4 separate regions of the Mus musculus genome follow, and regions 1, 2 and 3 are each linked to region 4. The links are chromatin loops, found by intact Hi-C in ENCODE. Cell type or tissue: left cerebral cortex. All regions are shown on one strand. Each heading gives the region's core, and the rest is flanking DNA. Links, peaks and the distances in the headings are about the cores only. Region 1 holds the start of Dr1 (down-regulator of transcription 1). Region 2 holds the start of Gm42517 (predicted gene 42517). Region 3 holds the start of Dipk1a (divergent protein kinase domain 1A). Region 4 holds the start of Mtf2 (metal response element binding transcription factor 2).

What was found. A loop is a pair of places that touch in the nucleus more often than their neighbours do. Peaks named below come from ENCODE experiments on the same cell type or tissue, not always from the same donor. Only the 100,000 strongest peaks of a DNase experiment are listed, where the experiment ranks them.
Region 1: a loop joins it to region 4, with 4 times the contacts of the local background. A loop is called at or near these places in 6 of 42 quality-filtered maps.
Region 2: a loop joins it to region 4, with 6 times the contacts of the local background. A loop is called at or near these places in 2 of 42 quality-filtered maps.
Region 3: it touches region 4 in a loop (7-fold over the local background); 4 of 42 quality-filtered maps call a loop at or near these places.

The regions. Positions count from the first base shown.
Region 1 is chr5:108,265,474-108,270,974 of GRCm38, forward strand. Dr1 (down-regulator of transcription 1) reads left to right here and starts at 3,424. Exons shown (of 3, transcript NM_026106.4): 1 at 3,424-4,336. The coding sequence starts at 4,117. In left cerebral cortex, for the core only: no CTCF peak of the experiment used is centred there; DNase peaks (open chromatin) are centred at 3,335 and 4,165; H3K4me3 peaks cover 2,649 bases; H3K27ac peaks cover 1,631 bases.
Region 2 is chr5:108,363,662-108,369,162 of GRCm38, forward strand. Gm42517 (predicted gene 42517) reads right to left here and starts at 4,256. Exons shown (of 1, transcript NM_001374743.1): 1 at 1,894-4,256. The coding sequence starts at 4,022. The coding sequence ends at 2,898. Gm10419 (predicted gene 10419) reads left to right here and starts at 4,276. Exons shown (of 3, transcript NR_166481.1): 1 at 4,276-4,652. 9330198I05Rik (RIKEN cDNA 9330198I05 gene) reads left to right here. Exons shown (of 4, transcript NR_155521.1): 4 at 1-204. In left cerebral cortex, for the core only: a CTCF peak has its summit at 3,357; DNase peaks (open chromatin) are centred at 1,678, 2,276, 2,544, 2,921 and 5 more places; H3K4me3 peaks cover 3,965 bases; H3K27ac peaks cover 3,637 bases.
Region 3 is chr5:107,983,589-107,989,089 of GRCm38, forward strand. Dipk1a (divergent protein kinase domain 1A) reads right to left here and starts at 3,489. Exons shown (of 5, transcript NM_026062.4): 1 at 3,361-3,489. The coding sequence starts at 3,414. In left cerebral cortex, for the core only: a CTCF peak has its summit at 2,739 (motif pointing left); DNase peaks (open chromatin) are centred at 2,414, 2,853, 3,711, 4,230 and 1 more place; H3K4me3 peaks cover 2,325 bases; H3K27ac peaks cover 1,891 bases.
Region 4 is chr5:108,062,819-108,068,319 of GRCm38, forward strand. It overlaps Mtf2 (metal response element binding transcription factor 2), which reads left to right and starts at 2,856. Exons shown (of 15, transcript NM_013827.3): 1 at 2,856-3,147. The coding sequence starts at 3,143. In left cerebral cortex, for the core only: a CTCF peak has its summit at 2,903; DNase peaks (open chromatin) are centred at 2,817 and 3,419; H3K4me3 peaks cover 2,749 bases; H3K27ac peaks cover 1,718 bases.

The DNA of each region.
Region 1 (5,501 bases), core at 240-5,239, 200 kb after region 4:
TAGTATAGCAGAATGTTGTTAGGAGTAATTTTGTTGCTATATTCCTTTAGCAGAATATTTGGTCCCTGGACTACCTAGTCTCAGATTCTTGGCTACCCAAGTAGCATTAGGTATGGGTTCCATCTCCTGGTCTGGGCCTTAACTCAAATCAGATATTAGTTGGTTACTCCCACAAACTTTGTGCCTGTATGGCACTAACATATCTTGCAAATCAAGTCATATTTGTAGACTGAAGTGTTTGTAGCTGGGTTGGTGTTTACCTTTCTCCTCTGGTAGCATGCCGAGTCCCTTCCAGTACCATGAACACTGATCAGTTGGGGTGAAGGCGCTAGGTAGATACTAGATTGACTTCTCCATGTTCAGTGAGTTGTTTAGGTGTTGTCTTCAGCAACAGGACTTTGCCATTAGTTTGTAGAAAGTCTTGGCAATAGCCAGGCTGACTTTGAGTGCTGGAACTAATTACATGTGTAAGATAGATTACAATGTGTTCCACTTCACTGTGTGTACTTGATAATGAATTTGGACACCCAATTCTTCTGCTTCTTCCTTCAAAATACTAAGATTATAGACATGTGTCATCATGCCTAGCTGCAAATGCTTTAAAATTTTAAATCTCTCTCTCTTTCTCTCTCTCTCTCTTTGTGTGAGAGAGAGTATGTGTGTGTGTGAGTGAGTGAGTGTGTGTGTGTGTGCGTGTGTGTGTGTGTGTGTGTCTGTACCTGTGTTTGCTATAACACACAAATTAAGATCAGAGGACAACTCTGGGAATCAGTTCTCTTCTTCCACTATGGATTGATCACAGTGCCAGGCTTTCTGGCCCTGCAAATGGTTCTGCAAAACAGCAGAACTGAATTAGACTCAAGGTTCAAATCATTTAAAACATGTAACAACACATTTTAAATTTATCATTTATGAAGGGATTATCACCTCAAGTTGTTATTTTTTTAAAAAACTTAGTTACAAAGTTGACACTTGGAAGTGTAACAGTGACAACTGAATTGATTAGAAACAGTTTCCAAATTCTAGGCCTCTTTTTTGTTGTTGTTGCTGTTTGATATTGTTCAAGACAAGATTTTGCTGTGGCCCAGGTTGGTTTCCACTCACACTGTAGCCCAACGTGGCTTTAAATTGGGGGATGGGGTGGGGAAGTGTCTGTGTGTGTGTTTCAGCCTCCAGAGAGCTGGGATTATAGGTATACAGTAACACATACAGTAACTTCCAGATTTTTTATTTCTTTGTTTTTATATTTGTTTCTTTGAGACAGGGTTTCTCTGGTAGTCTTGTCTACACTGGAAATCACCCTGAACCAGGCTGGCTTTGAACTTTTAAACCCATAGAGATCTACCTGCCTCTGCCTCCCAAGTGCTAGGATTAAAGGCCTGTACCATCATGCTGGGCCTTACCTTTAAAAATATGTTTTCAATTGCTCTGCTGTTGCTTTTCCACTGAACGTGTGTCTTCAGGTTTTTACAGCTTTTCACTGCCCTTGCCTCTCTCTCAAGCTGTTTTGCCATTTGCTTCTTTAGTCTTTACCACTACATGAAAAGCCTTCCTTCCCCATTCTGCCCCATTAGCTTCTTGTTGACACATATCATTTCTTTTTGACCTTTTAACAAAGTGATATCACCTCTTTCATTTATGTCCTTACAGTTTGCAGCTGTACTATGCTGTCCAGAGTCCATCTTTGAGTTATCAATCCTCTTTCCTTATCTTCCCCAATGCAGGCATTGCAGCTGGGTGCCACCATTTCTGACTCCTACTAGTTTGATTTTCCAGAAATATTTCTCTGTACCATTTTCCCATGTGACTTCATTTACAATAGTCCTTTAAATGTGTAAAGTCTTTACTGACATTTTCCTTTATGTTTTTATACTTCTTTTTCATCTTTAAAATCTTGTGAACTTTTAAAGTTAAAAATACTGTACTTCAAACCTGGAGTTGAACTCATTTGCAGTGGCCAAGACCTTTAATCCCAGCACTTGGGAGGCAGAGGCAGGCAAGTCTCTCTGAGTTTGAGGCCAGCCTGGTTTATAGAGTTCCGGGACAGCCAGGGGTACACAGAGAAACCATGTCTCAAAAAGCAAAAATAAAATAAAATAAAATAAAATAAAGAAAAGCTGGGGTTGCAGGTATAAACAATTTAGACAGTGGCTTGGGAGAACTCAGAAGCACTCTGTAGACATGACTCCCATATGAGAAAGTTTGCTTATAATATAGTAATAGCACAAAATGGCAGGCTAACCAGGTAACAGTTACCTAGGACTTAACATTCCATCTAGATTTTAATATTTTATCTAGGTCTTTATACATCTGAACCAAAATTTACTTATTTTGAAGAAGAAACTTGTTCTTTATAATCAAAGATTGAACTTACTAGCACTGATATAATGAAGAATATTTAGTTCCCAGCAAGCATTTTGGAGAAAATGTTGAATGAAAAAATTAACTCAAGGCTGGTGTTCTAGCTCAGTGCTGAAGCTGCATCTAGTAAGGTGGGTAGGAGGGGATGGTTGACAATGATAGTCTCCTGGAAACCAGACATCTTAAAGCATTGCCACAGTCCAGCTGCCAGTCTATCAACAAAGAACACGATGAACTAAACTGTGCACGTAGATTTAACTGGCTTAGTCCTTTCAAAAGTTACAACTTTCCACTATTAATTAATGTGACAGTATGTGAGGATTTGCGTGTGTTGAGACAGGTTTTTTCTGTATTGCCCTGGCTGTCCTGGAACTTGATTTGCCTGCCTGAGTGTCGTGTCCTAAGTGCTGGGATTAAAGGCGTGAGCCACTGTCGCCCAGCTGAGCTTATCTTAAAAAAAAAAAAAAGTGATTTCTGTGATGAACGTGGCACTAGTTATTAGTAATCACTTGGAACGAAGCAGATATCGGACTCTCATAAGATAAACCTTTTTTTTTTCTTGTCTTCCTTTCAAAAGCAAGTATGCAGAGGGCCATAGCTCATGGTATGCCAAACATTTTCATTACTTTAGATCAGACTACCAGTTTCCTGACTTAGCCACTTGTGGTACCGAGGACAGCCACTTCTTTGAAGGCTTCATTTCTTTCTCACAAATGAGAACAGGGAGCTCTGATCTGAATGCTGTGAAGTAGTTGTAAAGGCCTGTCCTCCCCACTCTGCTCTTTTCACTCCGCGCCCTAATCCCGACAGCTAAGGAGATAGGAAAAGGAAGTTCTTTAGTAAGGACCAGGGCTCCCCTGCCACGTGGCCCTCCGCGGGCCCTTCTGCCCGCAGAGCAAGCGAGCTCCAGGGCCCGACGGAGGAGACGCCGGGTCGCCGTGCGTGGGGGAGCGGCAGGCGGAAGCTGCGGGCTGCCAAGCCCCGCGGCTCCCGCCCGTCCGGGAGGGGGTAGGGGCGGGGCGTGCACACGGAAATCCATCGAGGAGGGCGGGTGGGACCTGGGGAGTTCGACTTCCGGTGGCGCAAAGCGTGCCGGGATCAGCTTGCGGCAAACCTCCTTCCCCGGCCCGTAGAGAGACCACCGTTAGCGCCGCTCCTGCTCGCACAGCCTGCTCTCGGCCACACGCTTGGCCGCTGCGGCTCCCGCAGTGTTCGGCCCGGTCCACTTGGTTTCCCAGGCAGCCGGCGTGCGCTCAGCTGCGGCTTCGGCAGACATGTTGTGAGGCGGCGGCGCGGGTGCCTGAAGGATGGTTTGGCCGAGGCGGCTGCAACCGCTGCTGGTGGCGGCGTCCTCGGGGGCTCCGGCTCTGTAGAGCTGACCCTGCTCAGTGTCCGCCCGGGACCGCGGCCGGGCGGGTATTCCTCTGTCTTGCGTGCGCTCCCGTGCCGTTTAGGTTCGGTTAGACGACAGCGCCAGTCCGTTTGAGGCGACACGCAGGGTGGTTCTCCAGCCCTGGGAGTGGTGTCCCTAGAACCCTCAGCCCCCTGACCTTTCCTTCATATTCCCACTAAAATCTCTCACACAGTGGGTGTTCCCTGCCCTCCAGCCCTCCTTCCTGGTTTCTGCACTCTCTTCTCTGAGCTTCCCGGACCCCAACATCCCTCTCCAGGGACAGCCTGTTGAGAAATCTTCGTGGAGTGGTGGACCAGAGGCGAGGAGTTTAAAAGTTGGGGCTTGAAAGACAGGAAGATACGATGGCTTCCTCGTCTGGCAACGACGATGATCTCACTATCCCCAGAGCTGCTATAAATAAGATGATCAAAGAGACTCTTCCTAATGTCCGGGTGGCCAACGATGCCCGAGAGCTGGTAGTGAACTGCTGCACGGAATTCATTCACCTTATATCTTCTGAAGCCAACGAGATTTGTAACAAGTCAGAAAAGAAGACAATTTCACCAGAGCATGTTATACAAGGTAAGCGATTTGTGTGGGATTTGGTTTCGATGAAGGATCAGGGGAACAGTCAAGCTAATAGAGTAACCACTTGGCGTCACAGAGCCTTCATTCCACTTCACTAGTAAGCACAGTTAATGAAAAGTCAAAACGGCATAGAGACAGCTTGTACCTTAAGAAAACACCTATGTAGCATTCTTCTGACATTGTTTTCATCCGGCTAGTGCAAATAAGGAGTGCAGACATTAGGGTCAACAGACATCCGCAACCCCTCACTAGTACAGTTTCCAATCAGGTCTTAAAACAACAAGAATTGACTGCCCACAGCTAAACGTGGATAATAACAACTGAGAAAGGAAACTCAAAGTTCTCTCTTGGAAAGTTAAATTTTAGAACTTCGAGCATGAGTTGAGTCAGAGAGTACCTCTCCCTCACCTGTATCGAGGAAAAGATTCATTTTTGAACACAGGGGTAGGAAAAACCCTTGGGCTGGTGACGGAGGTCAGTGGTGTATCATCTAGCAATCTTGCACAAGGGTCCTAGCATTGAGTTAAAAAAAAATATTGACATGAGTGTGTTAAGTGTTGTAAAGTTAATTGCTTTTCAAAAAGGAAGTATATTTTTGCTTTAAAATCGCTAAGAAGGTGGAACAGTCATCACCAGGTAACCAAAGCGAGCACCACATTTTTTTCTTTTTGACTCCCTCCAACTATTGATTGTTCTTTGAAGATTATTTGTAAAAGATGACTGGGGCAGGGCGGGAACGACAGTCCTGGGGCTTGAACGTAGGGCCTGACACACGCTAGTCAGCATTCTGTTGCCGGTCCTTCTCGCCTGCTGGTCCCCTTTGGATGTGTTTATACATTTATCTTTTATTGAAAAGCACATCTAAAAGTTTCGACAGTTTCTTCCTTATGCTGGAAAAGACTAGGAGACTTTGATGGTTACAGGAAAAGGAGACAAAAGTGCTCTTGGCAAATTTTGGGAAGTACTTTCTGTGGTTTTTCATGAACTCTTAGGAGAAGGTTGCATTCAGTTTGAGACAGTCACTTCTGTTTTATAATAATCTATTGGAAATGCGAACAATTTCTTGATTACTTTTATTTAAAGTTAAAAGGAACAAATTTAATCATACTCGGCAGGTAGTTCTCTACCATTGCCTTTTTATAAAGTTAAGTGTTAAATA
Region 2 (5,501 bases), core at 395-5,394, 300 kb after region 4:
TCCTTTTCTGCATCAGATTGTCAGGCATCAGCACTTTGAATTCACAAACAATCATTTGGCTGATTAAATGGTTGTTAAATGATTGTTTAACTGAATTTTCATCCGAAGGCTCAGCTGTGTAGTATTACTTCATGTCACCCAGAACAGAACATCCTTCTGAGGCAATGCATTAAAAACCCAGGCACCAATGTCCACTGATTCTGTAATAAAACATGGCTTGTTTGACATCTGCCCAAGTTCATGCTGTGTCCTTACCTCTTAAAACTAACCCCCCAGCCCTAAGGACAGTGAGCTTCTCCTGCTGAGCAAACAGTGCCTTACAACTAATACTTAGCATGTAAAAACATGTAAAAAAGGGCCAAGTAACACAATGAATTAGCTTTGGACAACTACTTAAAACTTCATTGAAGAAGCGCAGACACGAATCAAACTGCTGTGCGTTAGAATGTAAAGCGAGGTGGTAACAGTCTTAAGACCCTCTCTCCACACCAGGTTCCCTGAGAGCTGACTTTTAACAATAACAAGAACAAGAATTCTTTTTCTCCAGTAAACTTTGAAAGTGAAACTTTGCTACCCCACATATCTCATATCCACCTTGGAAAAGTGGAGCTAGTGATATTTATGTACTTGGGAGTTAGGAACACCAAATCTTGAAACATTCATGTAATTCATTTGTCTTGAGAGGTGTAAGGGAAAGCCCTCACCTCCCACACCCCAGGTTCCCCTTGTTGCCCTGAACTGACAATATACACAAATGTCACAATGCCTTCCCTGGTATCTGGGTTTGTCCACCCAAGTCCTCTCTACAAAACTTCTGTTCAAAAAACAAAAGAAAACAAAACACCTAAAATGTAGAGAGACTACTGACCTTAATAGACAATTTAAAAGACTCATGAGGCATTTAAGGTTTAGAGCTATGTGAAATGTGCATGACTAAATGTCTCGGGGGTGGGGGACCAAAGGACCAGTTTGGATCTTGATGCATCTATGCAACCCATAGACCCACTCCACCTAGGCTGCTTGTGGGAATCCACAGGCTTTTGAGTGGACCCAGGAGAATGGCCAGTAGCCACCTGTGAGGTCGTTGCTCTCAGCTGTAAACGTCCATCCACATCACATGTTTGGATTTGGGTAGATAAGAGAAAGCATCTTAAGTCAGTGTACACTGCCATTTGCAACATTTCTGCTTAAGCTGGAGAGCTGGACGGAATGGACCTCAGCAGGAGCTTTAGCCTCTTCTCTCTCCTTGCCCCAAAAGATCAAAGGTCTGATAGAGGCGAGAATGCAAAGAGCACGAGTGATGGCTTCCTTGGGGTGGCTTTAAATACAGCTGCCAAGACTGAACTTGTTGATGCTTTGATCAGATCCTCAAGCTTCAGAGGAAATGTCTAAGCAGAGGCAAGACCAGTCCTCAGCAGCTTGGCCCGTGGCTGGTGTCAGACCTCACTGTTCTTCATGGAAATGGGATTGGGCAACCTCCTCCTCTAGTGTCCTAGCTGTAGAGGGCAGCTAGCCAGGTTGTAACTGGGGTAGGATGCTTACAGTCACCAGGGATACAGGGGGAGCTCTGAGCAGGGCATCTGGGAGTTGAGGAAAGGCCTTATCACACAGCCTGTGACTGGGAACTGTGCCTCCTCTGCACAGAAGTAGCCGTTTGCACACTGAAGACACTGCTCAGGGTTTCCGTTACTCTTGTAGCCTGTGGCGCTTGGCACGTGCAGAGGAGCTGTTCCCCTCCTCCACATGGGTCAGAGCTCTGCTCCCAACTCATCTGTGAGGCACCACCTGCCTGGTCTCACAGGTCCAGGCACATGGAGGTCAGATCACCTTTTCCCAACACTTAAAGCCTGCTTGGCTCCCAGCCAGCCCACCAGAAGGATGGAGACACTCCAGTCATATAGAACTCATTTCATATTGTGTGTAAATGGTTACACGCATATTATACTCACTTAAAGGTATGTCCTTCACATTCATTAAGGCTATTAGAGTGGTGTATTTAAATGAAATGCTATATAGTTAAAATCACCAGATTATTGAGTTAACAGGAAAATTATTTTGCAGAAAAACTAAGACTTTGATTTTTTTAAAATAGGATTAAACTGTTCATATGTATTAACCAAAAATAAAGCCTACTGCTTTGCAGTAGAAACCACACAACCGGTTCCAAAAACTGAAATGCAGGGGTCTGGCATCAGTGTCTCTTCACACAGCTGTTAGCTCAGAGACAGGTTGGACCTAGTCAACCAGCTAGCAGAACACAGCTGTTCTAACTCAGCATTTGTATGTCCCAATTCAGCCACTCTCCCCCATGCTGATTTGCATGTAGACATCCTCCAATTCCAAGCTGATGGACATTCTCCAATAACATAGCAATCAATTTAATAAAGGAACTCACCAATGTCAAATTGCAATAAATTTACCAAACATTTTCACTGTTTATGGAGAGCTTTACAGTAAGAAAGTGTCGACAGAAGCAGGCACATCCGGGTACAAAGTGTTGCTGTTGGTTGGTCTTTACTTCTGTTCCTACAGTTCCAACTGCTTTGCACTCTCAGCTGAGGTCCTCTACAGGAAATCACCTTTGCTAGGCGTTCTGTTCTTGCCCATTCGACCCAGGACCTCCAAGCACAGTCCTGGGGTATGGACTTGCCTAAGAGAAGTGTGATCGGCGAGCCCACCCCAAACATTTATTGTAAACTTTAAATGGAGTCCGGATATGAACGACACAGAAAGGAGACACCTCCTCACACAGAAAGGAGAATACCATATAGTGACCTAGAGTCTGGCAGATATCACAAGGCCGGGCCAGAATAAGTGCCAAGCCCCACGCAGGCACAACACCACGCAACGCCTGACTGCTGCCCTTTTGGGTGTCTTGTGGGGAATCGGGCCTGAACTCAGCAGGCTCGGCTAGGCTCCCAAGGGCGCGCCATCTCACAGGGCGGCCGGCAGCAATAGGGGTAGGAGGCGTTGAGGTCGGGGTCCGAGGGCGCATACCCTGGCAGTTCCACCGACGGGTGCCCGCCACAGCACACCTCCACGCCCGCCTCGTCAAACGCGTGGAAGACGCCCACGTTGATGTAGGACACAGCGTGGTGCGCTGCGAAGCTCGCGCAATCTCCTGGGGTGGTGAAGTCGGACTCCTCCGGGGATAGGATGGAGGCCTCGCTGGGCCGTGGCTGCAGCCGCCGCCCCCTTTTGCCCCGGCGGCCGCGCCGGGTCCGGGAGGCTAGCGGCTGAGCGCGGAGCCCGGGTCCGCCCCGTTGTCGCCCCAAAGATCGGCTTGCCCTCCGCCGGCCCCTGCGGCCGCGCCGGGCCTGCGACGACTTGTAGTTCTTGACCAGCAGGAGGCTGAGCAGGCCCAGCAGGCACTCGAGCGAGTTGAATACAGTAGAGAGCACCAGGCCGCGCTGGTAGTCTTTCAACTGGCGGCATTTGGCGGTCGTGTTGCTGTCCAGGTTGCTGCGGGAGCGCTGCGTGTTTGTGCCTGGGGCTACAGAGCCAGTGCCCTGGCCAGGGCCAGCGGCCGGCGTGCGCGGGGGCAGGCAATAGTGGGAGTACTTGCGTTCCACCAGGGACACCGTGTCGCCGTCGATCACTGCTCCCGCAAAGGCGCTGAGAACCCCAAGCATGAAGACCAGGACGCCTAGGAGCAGCAGGTTTTGGCTGTTCACCGGTCCCGAGGGCCCGGCAGCCGCCCGCGTTTCTCCAGGAGAGGGCTCCGGAGCGCCAGCTGGAGATGCGGGGACCCTGAGTCCCGGGCCGGGCCCGGCCCCTGACCCGGCGAGGGGCGCCTCCCGGGGCCCGCAGCACAGCAGGGCGGCGCCGAGCAGAGAGAGGCCGGCAGCCAACAGCAACCCCGAGTAAAAGGCTCCGGCGGCCGCCCCTAGCCGGAACGGCTCCCCGCGCAGCTCGGAGCCCAGTGAGAAGCACTTGAGGCCGACGGCGGCGGCGCTGAGCGCGCAGGCGAGCAGCAGGCAGGAGGAAAGCGCGGCGCAGGCCCCGCGGACGCTCCACTTCATCCTCCGCGCCGGAGCCGGCCCGCACCCGGCGCGCCCGCCGCCGCCCGCCGCCGCCCCCGCCGCCTGCGCCTCCTCCCGGCGCCGCGCGGCCGGACCGCCGGCCTCCTCTTCATCCTCCCGCGTCCTCCCGGGCTCGCGCCGCTGTCACTGGAGCCCGCATCCTCCGCCTCCCGCCGCCGCCGCGACCCCGCACCGGGAATCAAGCCGGCGCGGAAAACCGCAAGGTGCGCGCGCCCCCTCCCCAGACCGCGGCGCCGATCCCCGGACGCGCGGCCCCCCCTCCCCGCGGCCCCGCGCGCCTCTCCCTGACACCACCCTCCGCGGCCCCCTCCCGACCCTCTGGCCCCCAGGACGCCCCTCCGGACCTCCCCTAGGAGAGGGGGCCCTCGCTAAGTCTCCGCCTTCCTGCCCTCCCCCCTGGCAATGCCGCTGTCCAGAGCTCGCCGCCTTAGGACTGCCACTCCACCCAGGCCTCCTTCTCCTGGGACCCCCCTGGGCCCCACCCCCAGGACCTCCCACCTCTGCACGCCCTGAGTTCGCTTTTCCCAATGCACTGGGCAGCTTGACTCCACGCCCACCTGACTGGACTGAGAAAACCGAAGAAGTTGGTGAGGGTACAGCAATAAATAGGTATGAGGGAGAGCCTGGAGGAAGAAATGGGGAAGGGGGATGTGTTCAGAAGGAATGGAGGAGAGTGGGCAGGGTATTCGGGGATGGAGGACGAAGTATGTTTCTTTGGGAAGTGCTGACATGTAGGAAAGTGTGTTGTGTACATGTATGAAGGGTATGCATAGAATGTATATAGTATGGGGTATGTGAGGGTGGTGTGCCCTTATATGTTTTGTGGCGGGGAGCGGGGAGCATTCCAAGATGTGCGTAGGGTGAACACAGAGTATGGGCAATGTCCAAGCGTGGTGTGTGTGTGTGTGTGTGTGTGGTGAATGTGCAAGAAAAGGTGTTGCCTTGAGGCGTGGGTAGAGTATTGTAGGGATTGTGAATAGGGTATACGGGAGAATTGGCCTGAGATTTCTCTCAGAGGACCAGCCATGGAGCAAGGCCAGGATGAAGTAAGTCTTGGGGAGAAAACCTCAGGTGAGTTCAGCTTTGAGTCCAGTTCTGTTTTCAGATCTGGCAGTCACACTCAAGTGAATAAATTCTGCCTGCGCTAGAGTGCGCGAGAAGGGAAAATGCTGTAGTAGCCCAAATCTGGACTTGGACCACTGGAGGCCTCCCGCCGGCAACCTCGCTCTGGTCCGCAGTCCCGGGTGTGGGTGATTTTAGGCCGCCTGCGCAGCAGCCTCGGAACCGCTGGTTGCCGTGGCTGCGCCGTAAGCTAGGGCTGGGAGAAGCCGGGTGCGAGCGCGGGGAAGAGGGAGCGGTGGAGAGAACGCGCCTGCGCATCGGTCTTTCCCACAGCAGGTTCAAGTCAGGAAAAGGCCTGGGGACTTTACTATTTTTTGCTCCTTAAGGTCAGAGACC
Region 3 (5,501 bases), core at 110-5,109, 79 kb before region 4:
TCCTTGACAAGCAAGTCAAATTATTAAGTTTCCCCCTCTAAATTATGGGGGAGGGGGTAGACATAGCTCCTGGGTTATAAGGACTCACTGCTCTTGAAAAAAAGACCCAGGTTCAGTTCCCAGCATCCTCATAGTGGCTCACAACCACATGTTAACTCCAGTTTCAGTGGATATGGTGTGCTCTCCTATCCGCCACAGGCAGCATGCACATAAACATGTCACACATACACAGGCAGGCAAAACATTCATACACATAAAATAAAAAATGTCTTCATTTTGTTTTGCTTGTTTAGTTTGTTTTGGCTTTTTTGTCTTATTTTTGTTTGTTTTAATCTTTGTTTTTGTGAGGGCTTTTTGAAAGAGAGAGAACGTTAAGTTGGGTGGACAGAGAGGTCGAGAGAAGCTGGGGGTGGGGTGGGAATATGATCAAAATATATTGTATGAAAAAAATTTAGAGAAAAAAATACTAAGGAAAAAATAGGGAAAAAGAAACTTAAACTCTCTAAGGGCTAAATAAGGACATAAGTGACCTTTGGCCCCACCCAGTTGAGACAAACAAGAACAACTGCCAAGGATATAAAACTGGTTTCAAAAACTTTCCAGGCCATTTATCTTCCCCTCCTCTTGGAAATAAATCTACCTTGCTGTTTCCCTACCCACAAGGTAAGAGCATCTCCCATACCTGTTGAATGGTTACAGCCTCACTGTAACTTAAAATGTACCTGGAGGGCGAGGTGACGCGTGCTTTAGTCCCAGCACTTGGGAGGCAGAAGCAGGTGGACTTCTGAGTTCAATGCCAGCCTGGTCTACAAAGTGAGTTCCAGGACAGCCAGAGCTACAGAAAAACCCTGTCACGAAAAACCAACAACACAAATGTACCTTATCAGAAATATTATTGACATCAGGTATCTGCAGGTGTGGCTGGGCATGCCTGTTATCCCAGCACTTGAGAGGCTATGACAGAGGGTCCACCATGAGTCTGAGGTTAACCTATATACATATCCAGTACAAGCCAGCCAGCACAATACATAGCAAGACCTTATCTCAAAAGAACACAAAAGTAAAAACAAAACCCCCTCAAAACGGGTATCTGTATTCCCTCAAAACAAAGTGTAAGAACTAGTTTCCCTGAAGCACTGTATACTGGGCACACTTGTAAACCCTGCACTAGGGAGGTAGAAACAGGAAGATCAGAAACAGGAAGATTGGGAATTCAAGGCCAGCCTGTGCAAGACTGGGACTTGGTCTCAAAAAGTGTGTGTGTGTGTGTGTGTGTGTGTGTGTGTGTGTGTGTGTTCTAACATACACAGGCTGTTAAAGTTTTTTTATTTTCTTTTGCCAAAAGACAGTGCACAAGAAACCCTCTCCATGACAAATCAAATTTAGCTAATACTAAGTTAATGCTAAGCATGATCTATGAAGAAGAAGAAGGAGGAGGAGGAGGAGGAAGAGGAGGAGGGGGAGGAGGAGGAGGAAGAGGAAGAGGAGGCGGCTACAGAGTTAGCTCAGTCTGTAAAGGTCTTGCTCTCCAAGCACTTGGCGTCCAGATTTGCACATCCTTGCAATCTCAGACCTGACTAAGTGGAGACAGGGGGATTCCTGGGACTCCCTGGCCTATTTGGAGATTTCGATGGGAGGAAGCTCCTGGGGAAAACACTGGACTCTCAACTGTGCCATTCATTCATACCCTTGCAATCACAAGCTCTTAAAAGCAAGAGGATCAGAAATTCAAGGTTATCCTTAGCTACCTCGAGAGTTCTAAGTCAATCTGTGTCACATGAGAACTTGTCCTTTAAATCTTAAGTTTACCTTTAAATTTTTTTGAGACAAAATTTCTCTATGTAGTCGTCACTAATCTCGAACTTGTTATGTAGACTATGCTGGCCTCAAACTCAGAGGCCTGATTCCCAAGTGCTGGTATTTAAATAGTTTAAACATTTTTAAAAATTAATAATCTTAATATTAGCCCACTAGCAAGCTTACCCTAATTTCATCATTGATAACGATGCAAATTCAGAAAAGTAAGAAACACACTAAGTGTTTGTCATTAATGTAAGCATAACTATTTGTAAAACTAATTTTGTTTGCGTGGTGTCGGGGATTGAATCCAGAACTCTTAATTTCTAACCTTAACCACATCAGAAAACCTTTGTACAGTTATAGCGCCAAAGATTGCATTCACATCTGTGGAAAACATTTAAAGCCAAAACTAAAGCCTAAAGCTCTACCAACTCCAAAAATTAATAATAGAAAGCTAAGTAGTTTAAGTTCAAAGATTTTAAACATGCCCAAATACTTTAACCTGGAGGGGTGGAATGCTAGACTAGGTTCTAATACTGGTACTCAAGGCACAACTATTTCTGGTGGCGCTGCTACAAACATTCAGTTTTACACCCTTAAAACCATGAGTTGTCAAGTCAGTCTCTCAATCTGGGTTTCTCTCGTTTCGATGTAATGACTTACACTTGCAAATTTCAAATTAAAATATAAGATTTATTTGGACAGTAACGGTTTCTCCTCAACTTTTTCTTTTTTTTCCATACTCATAAGAAGCACACCAACAACTGACCTAAATACACGTCCCATGTCGTCAGGCCTTTTAATGTAAGCAGTGTCCTCTAGAGACATATAACAATACTGCCAATGTGTGAGGCATTGATTTGTAGTTGTTTTTCCATCCGAGCTATGGATTTGTGCTCAGCTACTCACGACGTCTACTAGGTCCCCCTGGTGACCAAACAGTGCACCAAAGCAGCAGGAGGGTTCTAAAGCCTACTGACAGCGGAACAGAAAATCATGAAAAATTAACACGGCAACAGTACACACGACGTGACTGTGAATTGCGTTCGCACTGCTGGCGGGCTGAGTGAAGAGCCGTACAACGGTCACCATCCCCTTTTTGCAAAAGCATCGCCTCGATCGAGCTTGCCTACTCCTCCCTCCCATTTAAACCAGAGATGTGATGAGAACACCAAACCCAGGGGATCTGCACGAGGCACAGCTACTGGCTGGGACTTGGGGAACCACTGGTATGACAATCGGTCACGATTCTGTGGAGCATGGAGGAATGACACACCACCCTTTCCTACCCCAGACACAGAGTCAGGAATGGCAGGTCGAGGGGGGGCCCTTGGGGAAAGCGGGAGAGCACGCAGAGGAGGGACCGCGGCGCGTCCGGGGCCGGGACTCAGAGGGGCTCAGGGCTGGGGCGGCGCCCGAGGAGCGGGACCAGGGCTGGGAGGGCGCGCCGCCAGGTGCCGGTCCGCAGGAGGCGGCGGGGCGCGCACGGAGGGAGGACGGGGCGCTGAGTCCCGCGTGGCGCGGAGCGGAGGGCGCGTGGCGGGGCCGCGGCCGGCCTACCTGGAGGTAATGGGGTTTCCTCAGCCAGGCCCCCGCGCAGAGACTCCTCGCCATGGCACTCACATCGCCCCGCCGCGCCGCAGTCGGAGGCGGACCCGAGCGCGGCCGCCCGCCGGCCTCCCCGCCCCTGCCCCGCCGGCCCGCCCACGGCCCGCCCCCGGCGCGCGCTCCCCGGGGCCGCGCTGCGGCGAGGGCGGCGGGTAGCGGAGGCCGGCTCCGCGCGCAGAACCCCACCCCCACCGCCAGCCGCGGCGGTCGTCAAGGCGCGGGCGCGGGGCTCCGCCATAAAGGGGAGTCGAGCCTCGCGTCCGCCGACACAAATCCGCCTGCGCCTCCGTGCTTAAAGGGGAGGCGCGGACGGGGGAGGGGTACGGCCGAGGCGGGTGCGAGCAGCACGGGGGTGCGCAAAACGTGGGCTCCGTGGAGCGCCCACTTCACTGTGAGGCTTGCGGCTTCACGCGCGGAGTCCCGCCGTCCGCGCTCTGGACCTGTGCGAGCGGATTGCACGGAAATTCTGTGGATGCTTAGAGCTGCATCCTAGGCGACCAACTAACTCATAGATCCTCTCCAGGGAAAGGAGGCTCTCCGGAGACGCGACCACCGCTATCTAGGGGAGGAAGGGACTCCTTCCCGCTCAGTTCTGCGTGGCCTTCCAGACACTTCGCCTCTTTGCGTACCTTAAATTTAATGCAATTTTTTTCTTTTATTTCTTTTTCTTTCTTTTTTACCATTTCGACTTTTTGAAGTTTGCATTGTTTGCAAAACAGCCTCAGAGTTTTCTTGCCTCTACCACAGAATCATGATTCACACGTTAAATACATAATTAAATAAATAAATGCCGGATAAATACAGTGAAGGCAGGAGACCTTCTAGGATATAGCAGAGCAGCTCAGTTAAGGCTATACACCTCAAGGCGTTGCTTTCTTCTGTTGACACTGATGGCCAAATAAGGGAGAAGGGGCCACCCTGGGAGGAGTACAGCTATTGATCTGAGTGACTTCAATGCAGGGAGATGCAGGTCCTACTTCATTTTTTTCCCTTGCTATGCCGTACTTTATGTTTCTAGTGCTTTCAGTTTCTGGAAACAGGTCTTTAACCTGGATAATATTTTGTTACTCGCAAAGAAGTGCATGAGCCACTGACTTTCACTTTTAATTAAATGACTTCAGTAATTTCTAAAGTAAAAGTAAATATGAGCTGGGCATGGTGACTCATGCCTGTAATTCCAGCACTTGGCCAACCGGAGCTACTTAAGACAAAGACAGACAAAGGGAGGGAAGGAAGAAGGAGGAAAGGACGGATCCTACCGGTTTCCTTTAGTTGTTTTTTTGTTTTTTGTTTTTTTAAAGATTTATTTATTACTTATTATATGTAAGTACACTGTAGCTGTCTTCAGACACTTCAGAAGAGGGAGTCAGATCTCGTTACGGATGGTTGTGAGCCACCATGTGGTTGCTCAGATTTGAACTCCGGACCTTCGGAAGAGCAGTCGGGTGCTCTTACCTGCTGAGCCATCTCACCAGCCCTTTTTTTTTTTTTTTTTAAGATTTTATTATTTATATGTGTATGTCTGCCATATTTGTGTGATTGCTTATAAAAGCCAAAAGAGGGCATCAGAACACCTGGGGCTGGAATTTCAGTTGGTTTTAAGCTGCCCAACTTGGGTGCTGGGAACCAAACTCGAGTTCTCTGGAACAGCCAGAAGCCCTCTTAACCACGGAGCAATCTCTCCAGCTCTGCAATAAGTATTTTCTTAGCATCCAGACACTGTTCAAATTTTTTTGCTATGTACACAAAAAGACAAAGCAGGCAGAATTCCTAACTTTATGGATATTACATTTTGGAGATGAGAAGACAGGCAATAAATAATAAACACAATGACTATAGAGAAGTCTGGTAAGAGCCAGTTGTGGTGACATGCCCACAGTCATAGTACTTGGGAGGTGTAAACAGATCAGGAATTCAAGGACAGCCTCAGCCCAGCTCACCTGCACAATTTGGAAACCCTATCTCAAAATAAAATAAAATAAAATAAAATAAAATAAAATAAAATAAAATAAAATAAAACAAAACTGGTCAAGGCCAGGTGAGGTAGTAGCAAGCAGATATGTGTGAGTTCAAGACCTGCCTGGTTTATATAG
Region 4 (5,501 bases), core at 244-5,243:
GCAAAATATTACCAGCTGATCGTTAGGAATTTCCTGTGACTGGCAGGCATGTTACAGCAAGAATATGAAATAGCTGGCAGGCATGGGTCAAAATGGCTACAGCTATTCTGTGGGTGGGTGTCAGTCCATTACATCTGCTGCTACTGGTGAAATGAGCCAATTCAAGTCAGATTAGGCAGGTTTATTGGGAAACTGCTCTCCAGAGAGTGAGTTCACTGGCCCTAAAGAAGGAGGCCAAGGATGTCACCATGGGGGTGGGGGAAAAAAGAGAAAAAGGGTGCTCTTGAGAAAGAGAAGAGGAGGTACAGAGAGAGAGAGAGAGAGAGAGAGAGAGAGAGAGAGAGAGACCAAAATGTCTGACTTTTATAAGGAAGAGCCTCTGGGGGAAGGGCAGCCCAGCAGCCCCTGTGCTGAAAAGTTCAGGGTTGGGGGAGAGAATGACAGGGACTGAGGGATGCTGGGAGAATCTGCAGGCCAGGTCTGTTTGGGTATGTAAAATATGCAACTCAGTCCATGTACTGTGGTACAAAACCAATCACTCATGTCTACATAGGAAAAAAATTAAAGAGGTGTCAAGCACAGGTGGTGGCGCACGCCTTTGATCCCAGCACTTGGGAGGCAGAGTCAGGAGGATCTCTGAGCCTGAGGTCAGCCTGGTCTACAGAGTGAGTTCCAGGACAGCCAGAGCTATACCCATCTCAACAAACAAACAAACAAACAAACAAACAAACAAACAAACAGAAAAAAGGTGTCTTAGAGTTCTTTAATTTACAAAGTATTAGATCACTTTTTGTGACCAAAGGTGCCAAAGTTTAGGTCAGAAAGTGTAAAGCAGATTATGTTTCCTTGTATCGAGTTTTAAATTATGGCACCCACCTGATGTATAGTTTGTTTTCAAGATTTATATTTACTTATTTTATGTATATGTATAAGAGAGTCCTTCTCTTCAGACACACCAGAAGAGGGCATCGGATCCCATTACAGTTTATGACCCATTGTGTGGTTGCTGGGAATTGAACTCAGGACCTCTGGAAGAGCAGTCAGTGCTCTTAACCACTGAGCCATCTCTCCAACCTCTTTTAAAAGACTTACCTATTTTTATTTTATGTACTATGCTGTTTTGCCTCTTAGAATTAGAGCTAAAGACACTGTGATCTGTCATGTGGGTGCTGGGAATTGAACACAGGTACTCAAGAGCTCTTAACTACTGTGTGTGTGTGTGTGTGTGTGTGTGTGAGAGAGAGAGAGAGAGAGAGAGAGAGAGACAGAGACAGAGACAGAGTGTGTGTGTGTGTGTGTGTGAGAGAGAGAGAGAGACAGAGACAAGAGAGTGTGTGTGTGTGTGTGTGTGTGTGTGAGAGAGAGAGAGACAGAGACAGAGAGACAGAGACAGAGAGAGAGAGTGTGTGTGTGTGTGTGAGAGAGAGAGAGAGACAGAGACAGAGAGAGTGTGTGTGTGTGAGAGAGACAGAGAGAGTGTGTGTGTGTGAGAGACAGAGAGAGACAGTGTGTGTGTGAGAGAGTCAGATACAGAGACACATGAGAGAGAGAGAGAGACAGAGAGAGAGAGAAAGAGGGAGAGACACAGATTGATATAATGTACTGAATAAAATATACTGTATAATACAAAGCTAGCCATGGTGGCTCAGGCCTTTTAATCCCAGTACTGAGGAGGCAGAGACAGGAAGATCTCTGTGAGCTTGAGGCAAGCCTGGTCTACACAATGAGTTCCAGGACAACCAGAGCTATATAATAGATAGACTCTGTCTTCAAAAAAGAAAAAAAAATGTAGTATAATATGAATATGCCTATTTGCCAGATTTTTCAGAACCTAGGTAAAGGGAACTCTTTTTTGTTTTGTTTTGTTTTGTTTTTCGAGACAGGGTTTCTCTGTATAGCCCTGGCTGTCCTGGAACTCACTCTGTAGACCAGGCTGGCCTTGAATTCAGAAATCTGCCTGCCTCTGCCTCTCAAGTGCTAGGATCAAAGGCGTGCGCCACCACCGCCCAGCTTAAAGGGAACTCTTGAAATATGAGTGAAAGGAATTTAGATCATAAGAGGTATTTCTTCAGAGAGAAAATTCAGTACTGCCTCTGTGACATAATCTGTGATAAAAAGTATATGACTCTGAAAATATTTTCACAAAATAGAAACGTATTACAGGTGTTTCTATAAGTGCTGGGTTGCATTCAAATATAAGTCAAAGATATAAGCATGCATTCCATTTATCAGCTGGGCCTCATATAAAAGCCTGCAATAGTATGAAAGTTGTGTGTTCCTTCAATCAACTGCTTTGCAGGAGGGTATGCTCAAATTTCACTACAATTAGGAAAGGTCACAAAGCAGGTAAACAGGGAAAAAAAAATCTCGTTCATCGTCAGAGGAAAAAAAAGTGAAAATCTCCCATTACAGATTCCAGATAAGTTTGGATTTGGATAGTATTCATTGAACGAAATTTGCCATCCAGGGTCTCCTCCCCACTTAAGGGGATTATAACAGCAGGCCTCTAGGTGAAGGTAAAAGAAAAGTATTTTTTCCAGTTAATAATTTCCTTTCTTCAGAAAGGAAATCACCCCATCAAGATGTACTGAGCAATATCCTATTTCTGAGGGCATTAAAAAAGACCGCACGAAAGACTGGACACGATCTCTCTTTTTAAAAGACCTAGTAAGGCAAGCATCAGCGTCGGGAAGCGCTGCGCTCACTATTGTGTCTGCACCGGCAGCAAGAGGACTTAATTCCACCGCGACGTTAAAGAGTCCCTCTTTGTTCAGCGCTGGTCCGGGACGCAGGGCGCGGTGTTCCTCCGCGCTCGCCGCGCAGGCCCCGCCCCTCTGCGGCTCTGGAGAGCTGCCATTCGGCCCCGGAGTAGCTCCGCGCTCCCAGAATGCACCGCTAGTCCGCGGGAAACCAAAATGGCGAAGGGCTGTTGCGAAGTGGTCTGTGTTTGAGGCCGGTGTGAGCACGCACATTCTCCTTCCTAACCCTCGTCCCCAAGGAACTCGGTGTGTGTGTGCGTGTGCGCAGGGCTCCCGCTGGGGCGGGTGCCCAGGGAGTGCCCGGACTCGCGGGGGAGCGCCCACGGGAACGAGATTGCTTCTATTTTCCTGTATGAAGCGGTTGGCACCACTTAAGTGACCGAATGAGGTGAGAGACCTTGGCCTGGGAACCGACTCTTTGGGAGGAGGTTGGGATGAGGAGAGACGAAAGAAAGGAAGCAAAAGAAAGGGGAAAGATGGAGGCTCCGCTTTGGGCAAGGGAGTCCTGTGTGGGGGTGTTTTTGCATTGATGCATATGTTGAAAGAATGGATCGGGAGGGGTAGTCAGTGAGATGTTGGTAAAAATAGGGACTGGGGGAAGGAGCGGGGCGCCCCGCTCGGGAGTCAGTTGGTGGAATTAGATAAAACGTTGAGACAGGGAAGCTGTGTTTGGAGGGCAGGAAGGAACCTGGGGGCGGGAGACGGTTGGAGGGGCAGGATGAACCTGGTGATGAGGGGGTGGGGAACCGAGGGGAGGAGCCGTCAGAATGCGGGGAGCCTAGTAGAGGGGCTGACTGGCACTTTAAGGGGTGCTAAGGAAAGTAGCAGTTTGGAACCAGAGGGTGCTGGAATTGTGTGGAATTGTGGTAGGGGAATCTAGTGGTGGGCTAGATAGCTAGCGTACGAGGATGAGGAAAATACCCTGGAAAGCAAGCCCTGGAAGCTTAAAGAGAAGAAGTGATAGGTGAATTGATACGGGGAAGAGATAGCTTTTATTTGGAGGCATTTCTTCCGTTCAATTAAAATTTCTTGCCCTGATAATTTGTATTCATCATTACAACTTAGTTACTTACGGCACTAAGGGGTTTAACCAAAATTTTCCAGGATTTCTTAACACATTTCCATAGTGCCAGAACTCTTAACTGTGATTTACAATCTGCAGTCCTTGGTGGTTAATTTTTTCTTTGGCAGAGATGGATTTATTGAGTGGTACGAGAGATTGTGAACAATAGGAAAAGGGGTATGGAATGCTGTTTTATTCTTTAAAACCTTTAACTTTGGTTGAAGATATTACCATGCAACAGTAGTTAGAATTTGAAAACCCAGACAAGCCTGTAATTGACATAGAAAAGTACCTCATGAGATCAAAGTAGAGCTAGAAATATGTTAGTGGTTGGTTGACTCCGTTTTCTCTAGCAGCAAGTACTTTCTCCTTCAAATAGATTCCATGTAATCTTCATAGGAACTTCTGCAGACTGTTTTCAGCCTTTATGTTTTAATTTTTCTTTTGGGAATTTCTTTTTTGGGAGAGAATTGTGGGTAAAAAAACTGATTCTTTTTAGGATGCTGGATAATACTTTAAATGTTTATTTTTTTATTTAATGTATATAAGCACACTATTGCTGTCTTCAGACACATCAGAAGAGGGCATCAGATCCCATTACAGATGGTTGTGAGCCACCATGTGGTTGCTGGGAATTGAACTCAGGACCTCTGGAAGAGCAATCGGCACTCTTAACCACTGAGCCATCTCTCCAGCCCCCTGGACAATGCTTTAAGTGGAGGATTTTTGTTTTTTGTTTTTTTGTTTTTCCTTTTTAAGTTTTGAAGCAGGGTCTCGTTATATAACTCTGGCCAGCCTGGAACTCACTTTGTATTCCAGACTGGCTTGAAAAGACAGATCTGTCTGCACCTGCACACTGAATGCTGATGGAGATCACTACCATGCTCGGCTGTTATTACTTTACTTGAGTTCACATCAGCAACTATCATTGGGTATGCAACTATATTTAAATGTGTACTGTGGAGATTTCTTTTCCTTTTGTTTTCTCCTTTTCTTATTTATTTATTTATTTATTTACTTACTTATTTATTTATTTTTGGAGACAGGGTTTCTCTGTATAGCCCTGGCTGTCCTGGAACTCACTTTGTATAGACCAGGCTGGCCTTGAACTCAGTAATCCACCTGCCTCTGCCTCCCAAGTGCTGGGATTGAAAAATTGCCTGGCGAATTTTTTTTCCTTATTTGTTCAAAAAGTATATATTGGGGACTTTGTGTCATATGTGGTCTTAAATATTAAAAATACCGTTGTTGAACAATAGACATGTTCAGAGCTCATGTAGAGTATGCAGTTTGATTTTTGAGCAATGAGTAATGATAGAATGAACACACAAACACAAACGTGTACATGGGTGCACAGGCATACGTGGCAAGCACCATTTAACACCTTCAAGTTACACAATTGATATTTGATGGTAGTAATGATGAAAGTACAAAATAGATTCATAATGGAGTATGCAATTGAGATAGCTGAATTCAAGACAGTAATACAGCTGAGATTAAAGAAGACAAACATTCTGTCAAATGAATACACCCTGAATTTTGGGGAAAAATGTATAAGACATTTAAAAATTAAAAAAAAATGCATATGTGGTGGGGGAGGGTTAGGGGGGTATGTGCTACTGTCCATGGAGGCCAGAAGCATGAGAGTCATAGGTGGTTGTGAGCTGCCTAATAAGTGC